Regions from separate parts of the Homo sapiens genome. Here region 2 is linked to region 1. The links are chromatin loops, found by intact Hi-C in ENCODE. Cell type or tissue: endothelial cell of umbilical vein. All regions are shown on one strand.

Region 1 (8,000 bases):
ATTAGCACTATCTCCTCGGTGATGTTCTTGTGATAGTGAGTTATCATGAGATCTGGTTGTTTAAAAGTGTGTAGCACCTCTTCCCTCTCTCTCTTCCTCCTGCTCTAGCCTTGTGAGATGTCTCACTCCTCCTCTGCCTTCTGCCATGATTGAAAGATCCCTGAGGCCTCACCAGAAGCAGATGCTGCCATGCTTCCTGTACAGCCTGCAGAACCATAAGCCAATTATTAATCCTCTTTTATTTATAAATTACCCAGTCTCAGGTATTTCTTGATAGTAAAACAAGGATGGACTAACACAGTTAATAACAATGTATATTTCAAAATCGCTAGAATGATAGATTTTTAATGTTCTCACCACAAAAAAATGATGTCAGATGATGGCTATGTTAATTAGCTTGACTGAATCTTTCTATGCTGTGTATACATATATCAAACCATCACATTATACTACATAAATATACACAATTATTTGTCAATTAAAAAATGGTAATTTCATGTGATCTAACCTGTTATTAACAAAGGTATGTATAATTCAATCCCAATTCCTAAAATGCCTAAGATTCTAAGAATCAGATTTAGGATCTAATGTTTATGATTTGATAAACATCAAATCATAACAATTTCTAAGAATTCTTTTGATTTCTAAGAATTATTTATTGTTTTATAGCAAAAAAATAGGATGATAATGTAGAAGTTAGAATTCTTCTTTTTGGTTCCATGCCATTTCAAATGATTAGGATTACCTCTGATCTGTGGTCTATGCCTTGGGTGTAAACTCCTTGATTAGACAGAATTCCAAAACCCACATGACTGGGAAGTACATCTCACAAACTAAAGGTGGGGGAGGACGGAAGGAAGGGAGATACGTGAACAGAGAAGTCATATAGTACATCTTCCATTCCCCAGCCTTATGCTCTGACAATTAAAGCCAATTACCAAGGAGAATTCAGGCAATAATGTTAACTGATGGTGTCCATGTCAATTTGTTCTCTCGAAGCAGCTGAAAAAAAGTGTGAGAATAAATGGACATTTCTGTAAATAATTTTTTTTTTTGCAAATTCTGGCATATTTCTTACAAGTGTTGGAGCTTTAGTATTTGTACTCTCCCATGGGCTAGAATTGAAAATTTCTATTATAATTACTTTCAGCTACTGAAGTCATGTAGGTCCATTTGAGGTATTTGCATAAGTGTATTTTAAGGCAATCTATTTTCTAACATTAAGTAAGTGCTTGACACTTTAATTATAACTCATCAAGAAAGACCATCTATTTACCTGTCTGTTATCAAAATTTCTAAATTATAGATTGAGGAAAAATGTGAATGCCAGCTGTACTTAAAAGAAATAATAATAATTTACTTATGCAAGAAAATTATAGAGTGCATACACTAAGCTACGATGGATAATGCTTTGGTAAACTAATTGGATATATCAGTTATATCATTATTCTAGAACCTATATTTCTAACCACTCATATTAAAATACAACAAATTCCCACTACCTGGATTCTTTACATATACAAAGAAAGGCACAAGTCATAAAAAAAAGAAAAAAAAAGAAACTACCTATAAAAATGACTACTAATAACTAATAACTTATAGCTTAAATGACAACTTAAACTATAATCTATTGCTTTAGCAGAGATATCACTATTATAATTGTTCATTTATACTTGGAATGACCAAAAAAATGTTTTTTTTTAGATGACAAACAGGCACAGTTCTGAAAAATGAAAAACTTTCTGTACCAGCAAAGCTGAGAAGATGAATCCTGAAACATTTAATCAATTTTAAAAAATTTCCTCATAGATCAAAGCAAAGATTACTGCAAAGTTTTATGAATCAACATTGGGTTCATAGCTTAGGTCTAAGAGAGGGGAAAAAATATATCAGGAAACAAACGAACAATAAGTGCAGCCAGTTGTCAGTCTAGAAATATGGCAGATGGTTAAAATCAGAAGTCATATAGTTAACTCAAAGAGCCAAGGTCCAAACCACCAGGCAGAAGTTATGAGAAGAACACCACTGAGTTCCAACCTCCAAACTGGGGATAGAAGCTGAGCAGAGGTGCCTAGTCACAGAACCCAAAAGGTAGTTGTTTTTTGTTTTCTGTGCTTTAAAAATACAACAGAAGACAATGGCTGGCCCTCTCTGGCATGGTCAGTCTACAGCCAAGTATGAGCTGATTGAGTGTTGCACCTGTCCAACAAAATCAGGACGTGTTCTTATTTCCTAGAGGTCATTGTAAGGGACTGTGAGGGTGTAGACAAGTCAGCAGCAATCAGATACACTGAACACTCTTGGACTAACTCACCTTGCCCAGGTGACATTTTTGCATGTTTGTTTATTTCAGGACAGGAGAAAGAGAACCAGAAATTTGAGCTGTTTTGCATGGCAAATGTGGACAATCTTTAGAAAAAAAAATTTCTCGTTATTACTTTTAGTTGGCATTAGGACTGGACTCCAGTTCTCTCCTCAGGAAAGTAGAGTGTTGGGCCTGTTTGGCTCCTTCATTGGAACCAATAGGAGAGAAGCAACAAGTGAAGGGGGAAATGACTTAATTGAATAGTTTGTAACTTTGAAACATGCCATAATCCGTTTCCGTATTCCACAGAGAACGCACTTGATTTTCCTTGATGATTTTCCACTCCTGCCCTGAGCATTTGCAGAGTGTAAATCAGAGACTGAGAGGCACCAGCAGCCCATTCTACTCCTGGGATAATAAAAACACATGCCCTAGAGCTTCAGTTAGTGGGTTCCCAACCCATCAACAAATGGAATTTCTAACATTGCTCCCTAGTGATTGTATTAATGGGATAATTTTCTCTGACAGGATGTATTTTTTCTGAAATTATCTGAAGTTTCCTCTTCCAAACTCTATCTTACTGCCCACTCCCATGATTATCTCCTTGTGCAATGGAAAACAATATCAACCCCCATGTTAGTTTTCTATTTTTAGACCTGGTTTGGTCAGTCTATACAGTAAAATGGTTTATATTTAGCTCCTAAGTTTCTCCTGTTAGTAATTCAGACTCGTCACTCCCTTAGTCATTTTTATTGGCTGGTTGGTTGTCAGTTTCATGATGCTTGACCTAAGAATGAAGACAGTATTTCCAGGGATAGCTCATAAGGGTGGGGTCAGATATTTTTGTCTATAGACTATAATGAATCTATATATACCTTGGAAGCCAGTCTAACTTCTTACCCTTTTTCAACCCATATATTTTTAGCCTCACATGATAAATTCTGAGTTATTTTTATTAATGATATCTTCTCATCTTGGAAAACAGTTCCTATGGTATGTTGTTATCCCTAGAACTTAGCCCATATGCCTGCAACATAGTTAGAACTCAAGATATACTTGATGAATAAATGAATAAATAAATGATTCAAACATTACTGGTAAGAGTTATTTCCAAATTATTTTTTGTCTGGATTTATAAGATTAAATTTTTTTTCTATTTTTCTTTAACATCTTTTAGTGTTTTACTTCAATTGAGGTGTGTTATCAGTTCAACTATTAGAGTACAATCTCATACTCTACAAGCACATATGTCCATGTTTTGCATAAAATTTGTGGGGTCACATGACTTCAATGATCTTTGCCATAGGATTTCTGGCCTGGTAAGTGACTTTAGAAATCATCTGGTCTGATTCCAACATTTTGTAGACTTTAAACCTGACAACTAGGAAAGATTCTACGGGATATAGTTAAATGTTTTCTATTATAATCTTCTCTTTTGTTCACACTTTATTCTTTGTATTTGAAGACCATACCATGTCGTCCGGAATGGTCAACTCTTTCATACCACTCAAACATACATTTTTTTCTTACATTTGAAAATCTAGCTACTGTTTTAAAGGACTTATCTCCATCTGTGTTTCAAATTCAGCAATTTGCAAGCTCTCTGGTGATCCACTGATGATCCCTGAAGTTTCCTAGATCAAAACGGTTAATTCTAGATAGTTAAAAGTTGACCTTTTAGAGTTCTGAGATTCATTGAGGTCCATAATCAGCATCCATCTGAGGTTCTTGCTGTGGTCTCTTTTCTGCATGTAATTATTTTCCTTCGTATGTTTGCCCTTTTGATTATACGTGGAATTTTGAGGTTGGTCGCTTGGTGGCACTGTAGTTAATAGCTTGATTTTCTTGTGTATTTTTCCACTGCCTTCATAGCTTTTGTTTTTAAATTGCAATTATGTGAAATATGTGCGACTTTTAAATTCTGCTGCAGGTGAAATGATTTAATGACTCTTGACTTCTGGATTAATTTTAAGCATTATAAACATTGTGAAAACAGACTCTTGCTAATAATGATCATTATCGTAATGGCTTGAGGCATAATCATTTACTAACATTAGCCAAGTGATTAAAATCCATCATGAGTTTAATTTGAAAAAATTTTGTTCCTTTGCAATAAATGGCTAATGATATTAGCCTCATCTTTGTGAGGCCAAAACTTATCATATGACTTTGTACTTTCACTACTTGATAGAAATCTTCTCTTTTTAACACAGGCCATATTATCCCTATTGTTTACCAAGCCTGTGGTGTTCTCTATATTGGTACTGAACTGGGCCATGTGGTGCACAATGTACATGCAATTGTCACTTTTCTTTTATGGCCCTGCTATTTGATAATTTGTCATTTTACAAAGCAAGTGACCTTAACAGATGTTAAAATTAATTACCATGGCCAGTCAAACCTGTAGGGAAAGGGAAACATTCTCATTTTATGACTCATTTTTGTCAAAACTGGTTATGATATTTATAATAATCAGATTTTTTGATATATTTGTATAACTTTGTAACGATGCCTTTAAAAAGTGTCCAATCTTAAAGTTAGTAATAATTTTCCAAAAATATTATCTTTCAACTGATTTTTTTTCTTTCTACCTCTTCTCTCTACAACCCTCTGCCCTGCTCACAGACCAGCATTCTGGAGAGACTGAGTTTTGAAACAACCGAAGGAAAGTGATTAGAGAGCAAGTGTGTAGTTGCCATTTTTTTCCCCCCACAAAGAACCTGAGTCTGGACTTTAAATTTACTTACTGCCTCATTATTTCCTTTGATGAATCGTGCAAAAATCTTGACCTTCAAGGGTACTCTACCCAGCAGATGCCCATGAGGATAATGATCTTATTTCCAAAACACCTTAAACAATTAGAAAAGGAAAAAAATAAGTATAACAAACAACCCCCAGAATAAACAAACTTTGGCAACTGTGGAAGGGAAAAACCTGTATTTCTTAATGGGTACTATTTTGTTTCCAGAAGTTTTCCCCAAACGAAACAACCAGGTGAATATCGCACACTGACTGATATTAGAGATTAGCCTTCCACAGGCTCACTGATGAACTGTAATCTTTATGGCTGTGTTAGCTGTTTCCTCTTCAAAACAAGTCAATGTTGTTATTCTCATTTTTTAAAGAACCAGAGAGACCCACGATGGAGAATTAACATGCCCAAGATTGTTTAGTGAGTGGGTAGAAGGCATGTTAATTGGCCATTGAATGCTATGTAAAAACTACACACTTGCTCTCTAATCAATTTCTTTCAGTTATTTCAAAACTCAATCTCTTCAGAATGCTGGTCTGTGAGCAGGGCAGAGGATTGCAGAGGTAAGAGGTAAAAAGAATAAAAATCCCCGAAGGAAAATCATAAAATTTAAAAGTCACATACAGAATTTACTATTACATATATGTGTGTGTGTATGTGTGTGTGTGGTTTTTTTTTAATTTTTTTTTTTGAGATGGAATCTCACTCTTGTTGCCCAGGCTGGAGTGCAATGGTGCAACCTTGGCTCACTGCAACCTCCACCTCCTGGGTTCAAGCGATTCTCCTGCCTCAGCCTCCTGAGTAGCTGAAATTACAGGTGCCTGCCACCACGCCTGGCTAATTTTTTGTATTTTTAGTAAAGATGGGGTTTTCTCCATGTTGGCCAGGCTGGTCTTGAACTCTTGACCTTAGGTGATCCACCCCACTCGGCCTCCCAAAGGCCTGGGATTACAGGTGTGAACCACTGCGCCTGGCCTACTATAATATCTTAATGAGGTAAAAGTCACAGATTTTCAGTCAAATTATGAGCATTAGTAACTCCCTGAGCTAAAGCTAGCCATTAATTATTCAAAAACATAGTGTGCAGCACCTACTCCATGTAACATGTTGGGCATTAGGGACACTAGGGAAGTTAGTATAGCCAAGGTGACCCCTCTAATGATTTATAATACTGCAAACCTGCCCCAAATACTTGTGTTACATGGTTAAATAGCATGTCTTTTAGTTAACAGTAAAGTCAAAATATGGAATCTAGCAAAATTTATTAGAATAGAATCAACCATAAGAAAACTAGTTCCAGAAAACTGAGTTCCAGAAAAGTAACACCACTTATTCAAGATCTCATAGCTAGACAGTGGCAAAGAGAAGTTGATTACCAGTATTTTATTTTATTTTTATTTTATTTTATTTTAATTTTTGAGACAGGGTCTTGCTCTGTCACCCAGGCTGGAGTGTAGTGTCGCAATCTCGGCTCACTGCAACCTCTACCTCCTGGGTTCAAGCGATTCTTGTGCTTCAACCTCCTGAGTAGCTGGGATTACAGACGTGCACCACCACACCCAGCTAATTTTTGTAGTTTTAGTATGAATGGGGTTTCACCATGTTGGCCAGTCTGATCTCGAACTCTTGGCCTCATGTGATCCACCCACCTTGGCCTCCAAAGTGCTGGGATTACAGGCGTGAGCCACCTTTGCCCAGCCTTGATTTCCACTTTTTAAGAGTTCACTCTATTGTAAAATACTCTTTTCCAAAGACCATCCAAAATAAGAATCTTAATTCCCCAAACCTATATATAATAAGTGTATACTGAGATAGATTTTTTTAACCTGTGGGATGATACAATAGAATGTAATAATGATTTATGTTTGTATGAATGTGCATCTCAATAGGAACTACCCAATGAAATTTTATATGGCTTAAAGATATGAAAATTGTTTTCGCTGTGTTTTATGAAGCCTTAATAATGACTCTAATGCATTTGTGGACTGAAAATTTTCCCTTTTCAAATAAAGAGGGAAAAACATATCCTTCTACAGGAAATAGCGACCATAAATCTGTTTTGTGGTAACAGATTTATTATTTCCAATACATTTTTTAAAAGTGCTTTTGGTTGTTGCTGCTGTTGTTTGAAAGTTCTTTGTTCTAGTTATTTAGTACCTTTCAGCCAATAAAAGTTTATAAATTCACATGTCAAGTTTTATAAAACTTTTCATTTCCTTATTAAGGTGTTTTTAATAATTATTTTAATATTTCTAATATTTAAGAACAATTAAACTATGATGATGATATTAAAATCATACTATGACAAAATCCAGACTCTGTAGAGCAAAATGGGGTTTCAGGACAGGCGGAGACAGACTGAGCTGCTGGTCCATTAAGGCTGCCAGGTAATGGTCTGACCACTTATCTGCTGAATTTCCTGCTAGCCAGACATGATCACATCAATTTCCTTCATAGGCAATTCTTACACAGTTATAACTTTGAGGGGGAGCAAAGTCATTTTAGAATCTGAACACCAGGACCAGGAGTTAATTGAGCCCCTCCACCAGGAAGGAACAGTAACTCCTACCCTGTTTGGAAAATTTCATTGTGAAGAATGTAGTGTATGCCACATTGTGAAAGATGTCTCACAAAAAACTCAGAAATTAAACCACATATATTTTATTTCCTTTGTTGTTGTTCGATTGGCATGAAAAAATTTTGCCAAGGAAAGAGGATTTAAGATTTTTATTTTTCCTTTTCTTTTTAAAAAATCCCCAAATGACAAGAATGTCTGCTTTTCGCAAAATATGTACATAAAAGTTTATCTTGATGGCCATACTACTTTTCTCAGTTAGGGGAAACAGCTATACCAACTGTTGTGTCCATTTATTCAGTTTTTCTTTTAACAATTCATTGCTTTTCTTGATCACTTTACTAAATCTCTACAGAAATGACTTTAAA
Region 2 (8,000 bases), 210 kb after region 1:
AAATCTGCCCCCATGATCCAATCACTTCCCACCAGACCCCACCTCCAACATTGGAGATACAATTCAACATGAGATTTGGGTGGTGACACATATGCAAACCCTATCATATGACCTTTGTGTCAGGGACTAGCATATGTGCTAAAGATTCTACATACGTATTTCTGAAATGGTTCAGGGTGTCTGCCCAGCCTATTACTGCCTTTCTTTGAGAGTTTCCCTTACCAGAAGATGGACTTATTATAGCTTGTTTGTTTGATGAAGTTGATTGGATTAAGAATAGTTATTTGGTCCACATTAAGCCAATTATCTTCCCTAGGATTTTTTTTTCACTGTATTTTAAAAATACCGTCTCTAGAAATTTTGAGGTGGGATTCAAACTAGTCAGTTTCTGCTGGTGTGTGGGAGCAGAACAGATATATTCCAAAATAGAACACTAGAAGCTTGGGGTGGCCATTTTTTATATGTGCACAGAGAAACAGGATGGATTGTGAGCAGAGTTAAGGTAGTATTAGGGCCCAAAGAGGCAAAGACAAAGAAAAGCGTCCTTGGTTCCTGATGACTTTCACATTCATGGTTCAGCTGCACCTTGGGCCCATTATCTGTGCAATAGGTTTTTCAAATGAGGCACAAAGATAAAGAACAATATAATAGATTCCAAGGAATAATTATCTCTCCCTACCCAATGCCTCATAAGCTAAAGTGGGGTGCTAGACTGCCTGTGCATGATTTGCTAAGGGATAATCAAGATGGTTCTGTCAGCATGGTCATGTACCCCAGCTAGTATAACAGGGAAAACTTGGAGAACAGAGGTTTTTGTGTGAACTTTGAATGGTCTCCTCTGCCCCTCCTCATGGAAATAGCAGGATGCTTTATCTAAGCTCAAGCCAATGTGTAGGGCTTCATGGGGACTGTGAGGAGATTTTGATATCTGTATCCTGGAGATTAATGGACATAGTCAGTAGTGTTTAACTTAAGTCTGAAAAGTCTAAAGTCAAGGGATATAAAAGGAATCCACTGGGGCACTGGGAGTAGGCTGCACTTCCACTCAAATTGGCTCCTGGTTAAAAAAAAAAAAAAAGAAAGAGAGACCCTCTCCTCCCCTAACCCTGCAAAAGAGAGTTGACCTGGGGTTATCTTAAAACAGAAACTCTTAAATGACTACCTCAGTGGGTTGTATACATGAAAAAATGGTGTGTTACTGGGTGCTCAAAATGGAGCTATCCAGAAGAAGGCATTGCCAAGGTCAAAGAAACTACATTGCAGATCTTGAGTGAGAAGCTCTGAAGAAGCAACAAAAGTGTCCAACCAAGAAAGACTCAGCAATGCATCTGCTGTCCAGAGAGCATGAAAGCCACATTTTATCAGCTGCATAACCCAGCTCCTTCCTCTGGTCCCTCTTTCCTTAGTCTGACTTTGGAGAAGCCAGAGCCGTGGCTTACACAGTGTGGGAGGAGGCAGAGTTAGGAACTTCTTAAGAAACCAGCCACATCCCCACCCCACCTTCAGCCTCCATTCTGGGAATGAGGAAAGCTTGACACTGAATAAGAATTTAGATATTCTATTTCTTTACTGAACTGAACTCTAGCTTGGGTATTATTAGAGTAGCTGATATGTTTAATGCCAAAACATTACCTAAGAATGAATACACCAACTATGGACTTTATCTATAGTTTTATCTTTAATAGTGAGAAATAATACATCATTTTCTTTTCACATTTTATCACTGATGGAGGTATCACATAATCATATTAATGTATCTGCAGGATAGATGTTATCTTAGTAGGAATTATTTTCTTCCCTCTGTAATTAAGGAAACTGAAGCTCACAGAGTTTAAGTAAGTTTCCTAAGGTCCCACAACCAACAGTCAAAAGAACAAGGCTATGAAACATGAATGTTTCAGTCAAACAGTCATTCCCTTCCTGCACGCTGCACTGAACCTCAAGGACCAACAAAGAACTTGAGAATTCAAAGTGGGCAAGATTTTATCTAATTTGGGGAAACAAGGAGTGTTCATGCAAGGGGAATGGTTCATGAAATGGACTTTCAGGATGAATAGGTTTTTAGCAAACAGAGATGAGAGGAAAATAATTCTAGGACAGAAGTGACTAAACTAAGAAACTGAGGCTGGATAGGGTGTAGTCTACAAACTGTGGTAGTCTAATCTGGATACGTATAAGGTCGAGGAAGGGTTAGGGAAAGAGAAGTCTGGAAACACTGTGGGGCAATAGAATGGTAATTCTTTACTTTTTACCTTACTCCCTCTTCTGCAACTGCCTCTTATTCTTTGAGAAAAAAAGGAAGATATACTTTTCATATGATTTGGAAAGCAGAGATTATGTGCTAACATCTCACTTGGTATAGGGAAAAACTGCAAGAATTTTTTAGAGAGGTGGACCTAGTTTCAAATCCATTACTACTATAAGAATATACTATTTCTGAAACTCAATTTCCTTGTCTGTAGAGCAAAAAAATTACTCCATAGTACCACAGTGGAGGATAAATAAAATAAGATGAATATGATACACAATTATAAAATAACTGTGTGACCTTAAGCAAATTACAAATGTCATGTCTCTGTTCCTCAGTTTGCCCACCCCATTGTGTTGTCAATGACATGTTATATCACTGTTTGAAGGACTTTACAGCAAAAAAAGGTATTCTTATAAATGCTCAGTAGATGTCAAGCTTAATTTTGTATGTGTCCAAAATTAAACCTTTACATTTTAGTTACATAAAAAGGTCCTTTAAGTGAGGGTAAGAGAACATTTAAACTGAAAGTTATATATACTAGGCCTGAAATTTTTAATGGCCTTATTTAAAATGAATATAAAGGTACTTAAGGAAGGTAGCAGTTGTAGGCTTTCTTTTCTTAGGAAATCAATACTCATAAAACTCAAGGTTGGAAATGAGAATTAAAAACCACAGTGAGTTTATTTTAAAACATGTAGTCTGTCATCTTTATTTTCCCTTTGGATTACATAGTGTTTATACCCTGAGGTCTATTTATGTTGCTGCAACTCTTTCACTGACTTTGAAGTGAACTTTGTATGGTGCTAGAATCAGAGCACTAGGGCTTAGAGATCATGTATTCCAACCCTCTCATTTAAAAAGAGTAAATTAAGGTAAGAGAGTAAAGCGAATTTCCCTGATATCTTTGTTTCCTCTGAGATGTAAAAATCTCTGTTGTTCTTAACCACCAGGCTAAGTTCAGTGACAGCAAGAGTCATCCTAGTTCAGCCCCTAACATGGCCCCTGATCCTCCCCTTAACCTAGACAGTGCCTGGCACTTAGCAGACACTCCACTTATAGTTCTGGAAAAAAAGCACTTATCTCTGAGCAAAGTCTTTTACTCTCATTAGAAACTCTCTGGCATTCCTGGTATGGCTTAGGAGACTAATCACTGATAATAAATAAATAAATAAATAAATAAATAAATAAATAAATAATAAATTCCTGCTGTTCTTCTCCCAAATACATGCCTCATGGAGTTGCCTGCAGGAGAAAGAGTTCCACAGCAAATCAATACCTGCAATTTAAAGGATTCTACTCTTGCCAGGTGTGATGGCTCATGCTTGTAATCCCAGCACTTTGGGAGGCTGGGGTAGGAGGATTGCTTGGGGCCAGGAATTTGAAACCATCCTGGTCAATATAGCAAGACCCCGTCTTTACAAAAAAATTAAAAATTTAGCTAGGCGTGGTGTTGCCCACCTGTAGTCCCAGCTACTCAGGTGGCTGAGGCATGAGGATTGCTTGAGGGATTGCTTGAGCCTGGGAGGTCAAGGCGGAAGTGAGCTGTGATCGCACCACTGTACTCCAGGCTGGGTGACAGGGTGAGAGGCTCTCTCAAAAACAAACAAACACACAAAAACGAGGATTCTATTCTTGTAACTTCAAACCAATAAAAATAAGGATTCTACTCTTATAACTTCTCACCAGCAGATTCATTTAAAACCATTATTTCTTCTGTCCAGAGCATCCTAATACATGCAACTGCTCTCATCCAACTGGCAAGCACACAGATTTACTAGCAAAGTTTAGTACCTGTTGGTCAGAAGACTGCCTATTTCTTCTGGGTATCTCTTCAATGTTCCAGGAAACAAATTTCATTTATTCTTATAAGTCTGACTGTCCCAGACAAAGTTACTGTATGTACAAAAATCTGTGTATTTCTTTTGGTGTGATTCAGATGCAAGCAGAAATGAATTTTATTCATATTGTTATCTTTAAGACTGTGTGGGTTGGAGAAGGATTCATAGACAACAAAACAGGAAAAGATTAAGTCAAACAAAACAACTTAGTGGTTTTGTAATTTTGGAGGCTTTTGTCTGAAGGGAGATAGCTAAAGCTTGACAAAGGCTTCCTATGTGTGAGTAGAAGAGACAGCTCTTTTCCCTCTTCATTGGGGCAAGCACCATAGTAATTAGATTTAAAGGACACCAATAGACTTTTTTATTAGAACCAGATAACTTTCTGGTGTTTCTCAAATGAGAGAAAGGCACCTCCATGGAATGTCTTTCATCCGTTTTCAAATTCTACCAAGCCCAGTTCTTCTGCAAACTTCACCTAATGTATGTGTGATCTACAGCTGTGGTTTACAAACTGAATTCAGGTGGCCAGGCAGGGACCCCTCCCCCCGCGCCCCACTACCCGCTAACCGCCTCCCGCCACACACACACACACACACACACACACACACACCCCGCGCGCGCGCACACACACACACCCCACCCCACCACCCCGACCTCCACATACATTCCCCCGACCCCCTCCAGCAGTGAAGTCTAAGAGCACCGCGAAGTAATTTAAATTTTCGAGGGAAAGCACAGCGCCATCTGTCGGACATCATGCCAATTACTCTTGTTAAGTTCCTACCTGACGGTTACTTTATACTTTGAACTGCTAGGTACTCCTTTTGGCCTAAGGACACAGTGAAAAATGTACCGAGACCTTGGAGAGCCACGAACCAAGAAACTTCAGAAACCTCTGATATCTGATCAAGAGTTAAGAGACGTCAGAATCATCACAACTGACAAAAGGTTAGGAAAAAATTCTAAACATTTCTATTTCCTACAGACTTCCCCATTATATTTTTGGCTGCCTAAACAGAAACAGACTTCCATGATCAGGAGCTGGGCTCTGGCAGTTAACATTTTATTGCCATTTTACTGGTTATGAACTCTTTCTATGATATCTTCGTATCTATATGAATAGATAGGTGATATGTATCAGTATGTATGTGTTTAAAGAGAGATTTTTTTTCCCTAGGCATGTCTCCATACATAAATATTTTTAAAAGTTAAAAACATGGGTTCCATGTTTCGAAATGGCTAGGACAGGAGCTGTGGAGTTCTCAAATCCTAATTGAGGGCTGTCTCAGGGAAAGGTGCTGATACAAAAATCAGTCTCATCCTAGGTGACCTCTGTCAGCTTTATAAGCTCTTTGATGACTTATTATTCCATTTATAAAACAAAGAGAATAATACAGATGTTATTGAGGTTCGTGTTTATAAAATATTCTAAGATGGCCAGATGAAAAGTGTGACTCACAGGAAATGCCAAATCTGAAATAAATCATCCTTCTGAGTCACAACAAATACCTTTCAATGTGATGGAAACTTGATATTTGAAAACTCCCTTGATTAGATTCCTGTTTTCATCAGCTGTACTTTTCCTATGAAATTTGTTTACATATTTCTTTCCTCTTTACCATGCTTTCAAATTGGTTGACATTTATAACTTGAAAGAGGACCATTGAAAAATTACTTAAGGGAGACCAGCACAAATACAATTTTTTTTTCCACCAGGGAAAGGCCATGTGCGTGTGTTTAAATGTAATTATCGTTTCCCTTTTGATTTTTGTCAATCAAGGAAATAGTGTTACTAAAATGTCTGATTGTTTTATCTCATCACTACCAACAAAAACTGTTCCATTACAGTCTGTGAGGCTTTCTATTTTAGAGTGTTTTCTAGGCAATATGTGGTAATTCAAAGAGATCAAAGTAAATGTCTCCACCTCAATTCATACAAGCCTTGATAATAATATATTTTCAAAACTTGTCCATTCTAAAGTAACATTTGTCTACTAAGCCCTTTTTTGGGGGAAATTTAAATTAGTGGGAGGAGCTTATACACTATCTTTTTCATAAATAACACTTTTCTTGATTATTAAGAAGTAAATAAAATGATCTTCAATTCTAGCACACAGAGATAAGCGCCATTGAAATGTTGGTGTGCTTTGGTCTAGTCTTTTGTCTATGCATGTTTTAATATTATATACTTTTTAAATTTTATTAATCTCATTTTGTGTTACAGTTTCTTTTTTATTAAGTTGTGCAGGTTTGTTACATAGGTACACATGTGCCATGGTGGTTTGCTGCACCCATCAACCCATCATCTATGTTAGGTATTTCTCCTAATGCTATCCCTCCCCTATCTCCTCCCCACCTCCCCGCCGCCACCCCTGCCCACAGGCCTGGCGTGTGAGGTTCCCCTCCCTGTGCCCATATGTTCTCACTTTTCAACTCCCACTTATGAGTGAGAACATGTGGTGTTTGGTTTTCTGTTCTTGTGTTAGTTTGCTGAGAATGATGGTTTCCAGCTTCATCCATGTCCTTGCAAAGGACATGAACTCATTCTTTCTTATGGCTGCATAGTATTCCATGGTGTATATGTGCCACATTTTCTTTATCCAGTCTATCATTGATGGGCATTTGGGTTGGTTCCAAGTCTTTGCTATTGTGAACAGTGCTGCAATAAACATACGTGTGCATGTGTCTTTATAGTAGAATGATTTATAATCCTTGGGGTATATACCCAGTAATGGGATTGCTGGGTCAAGTATTTCTAGTTCTAGATCCTTGAGGAATCGCCACACTGTCTGCCACAATGGTTGAACTAATTTACACTCCCACCAACAGTGTAAAAGTATTTCTATTTCTCCACATCCTCTCCAGCATCTGTTATTTCCTGACTTTTTAATGATCGCCATTCTAACTGGTGTGAGATGGTATCTCCTTGTGGTTTTGATTTGCATTTCTCTGATGACCAGTGATCATGAGCATTTTTTCATGTTTTTTTGGCCACATAAATGTCTTCTTTTGAAAAGTATCTGTTCATATCCTTCATGTTACAGTTTCTTTTGGTAATTTTGATTACCATTCACTCCAATTAAGTCAGTCATGTAATATTTAACATATTTTTGCATGTGTTTAAAAAATGGCAATTTCAGATTATTTTAGATACTGTAAGTAAATTGAAATTGTGAAGTATAGATTTAAATGTATTATTTTTGAAATTTCCATCTGAAATGTTACATAATTTTGTTTGTTGAGTCACTCTGTAATTAATTCTAAAGCTCAAACCATGAGCTGTTCACACTGTTAAACCTTAAAATTGATTTGGGACCAGAAAAATTTCATCAGCTGTTTTAATTTAAATAAGTATGCATGTGCTTTGCCACTGGATAATTGTGCTAACTCAGGCCAGGTGCAGTGGTTCACGCCTGTAATCTCACCACTTTGGGAGGCTGAGGTGGGCGGATTATCTGAGGTCAGGAGTTCGAGAACAGCCTGGCCAAAATGATGAAGCTCTGTCTCTACCAAAAATACAAAAATTAGCCAGGCATGGTAGTGCACCCCTGTAATCCCAGCTATTCAGGAGGCTGAGGCAGAATTGCTTGAACCCGGGAGGTGGAGGTTGTGGTAAGCCGAGGTAGCGCCACTGCACTTCAACCTGGGCGACAGAGTGAGACTCTGTCTTAAAAAGAGAAGAAAAAAATTGTGCTAACTCTTATCAAGCAAGCCCTTGAAATTCCACTCAATTCATGAAGCCATCTCAGTTTCTTCTGGGACAGGTAGTAATTTACCCATTCTCAACCATTTAGAAATATTATTAAGTCCCTTTAACTTACTGAATCATAACAGACATTCATTCCATTGTTTATACGTAAAATTACTAAATATTAGTTATTGGGTAGTCCTAGATAAAATTTATGAAGTTA

The links. A loop is a pair of places that touch in the nucleus more often than their neighbours do. Peaks named below come from ENCODE experiments on the same cell type or tissue, not always from the same donor. Only the 100,000 strongest peaks of a DNase experiment are listed, where the experiment ranks them.
Region 2: a loop joins it to region 1, with 6 times the contacts of the local background. A loop is called at or near these places in 69 of 110 quality-filtered maps.

What each region holds. Positions count from the first base shown.
Region 1 is chr2:181,738,901-181,746,900 of GRCh38, forward strand. No RefSeq gene overlaps it. Among named protein-coding and RNA genes, the nearest start is that of NEUROD1, 62 kb to the left of the region's middle. In endothelial cell of umbilical vein, a CTCF peak has its summit at 4,083 (motif pointing right); DNase peaks (open chromatin) are centred at 4,141, 7,101 and 7,471; H3K27ac peaks cover 900 bases.
Region 2 is chr2:181,949,598-181,957,597 of GRCh38, forward strand. It overlaps a transcript of PPP1R1C not described here. Among named protein-coding and RNA genes, the nearest start is that of PPP1R1C, 32 kb to the right of the region's middle. RefSeq lists an enhancer at 5,015-6,214. In endothelial cell of umbilical vein, a CTCF peak has its summit at 4,845 (motif pointing left); DNase peaks (open chromatin) are centred at 4,854 and 5,544; H3K4me3 peaks cover 300 bases; H3K27ac peaks cover 1,337 bases.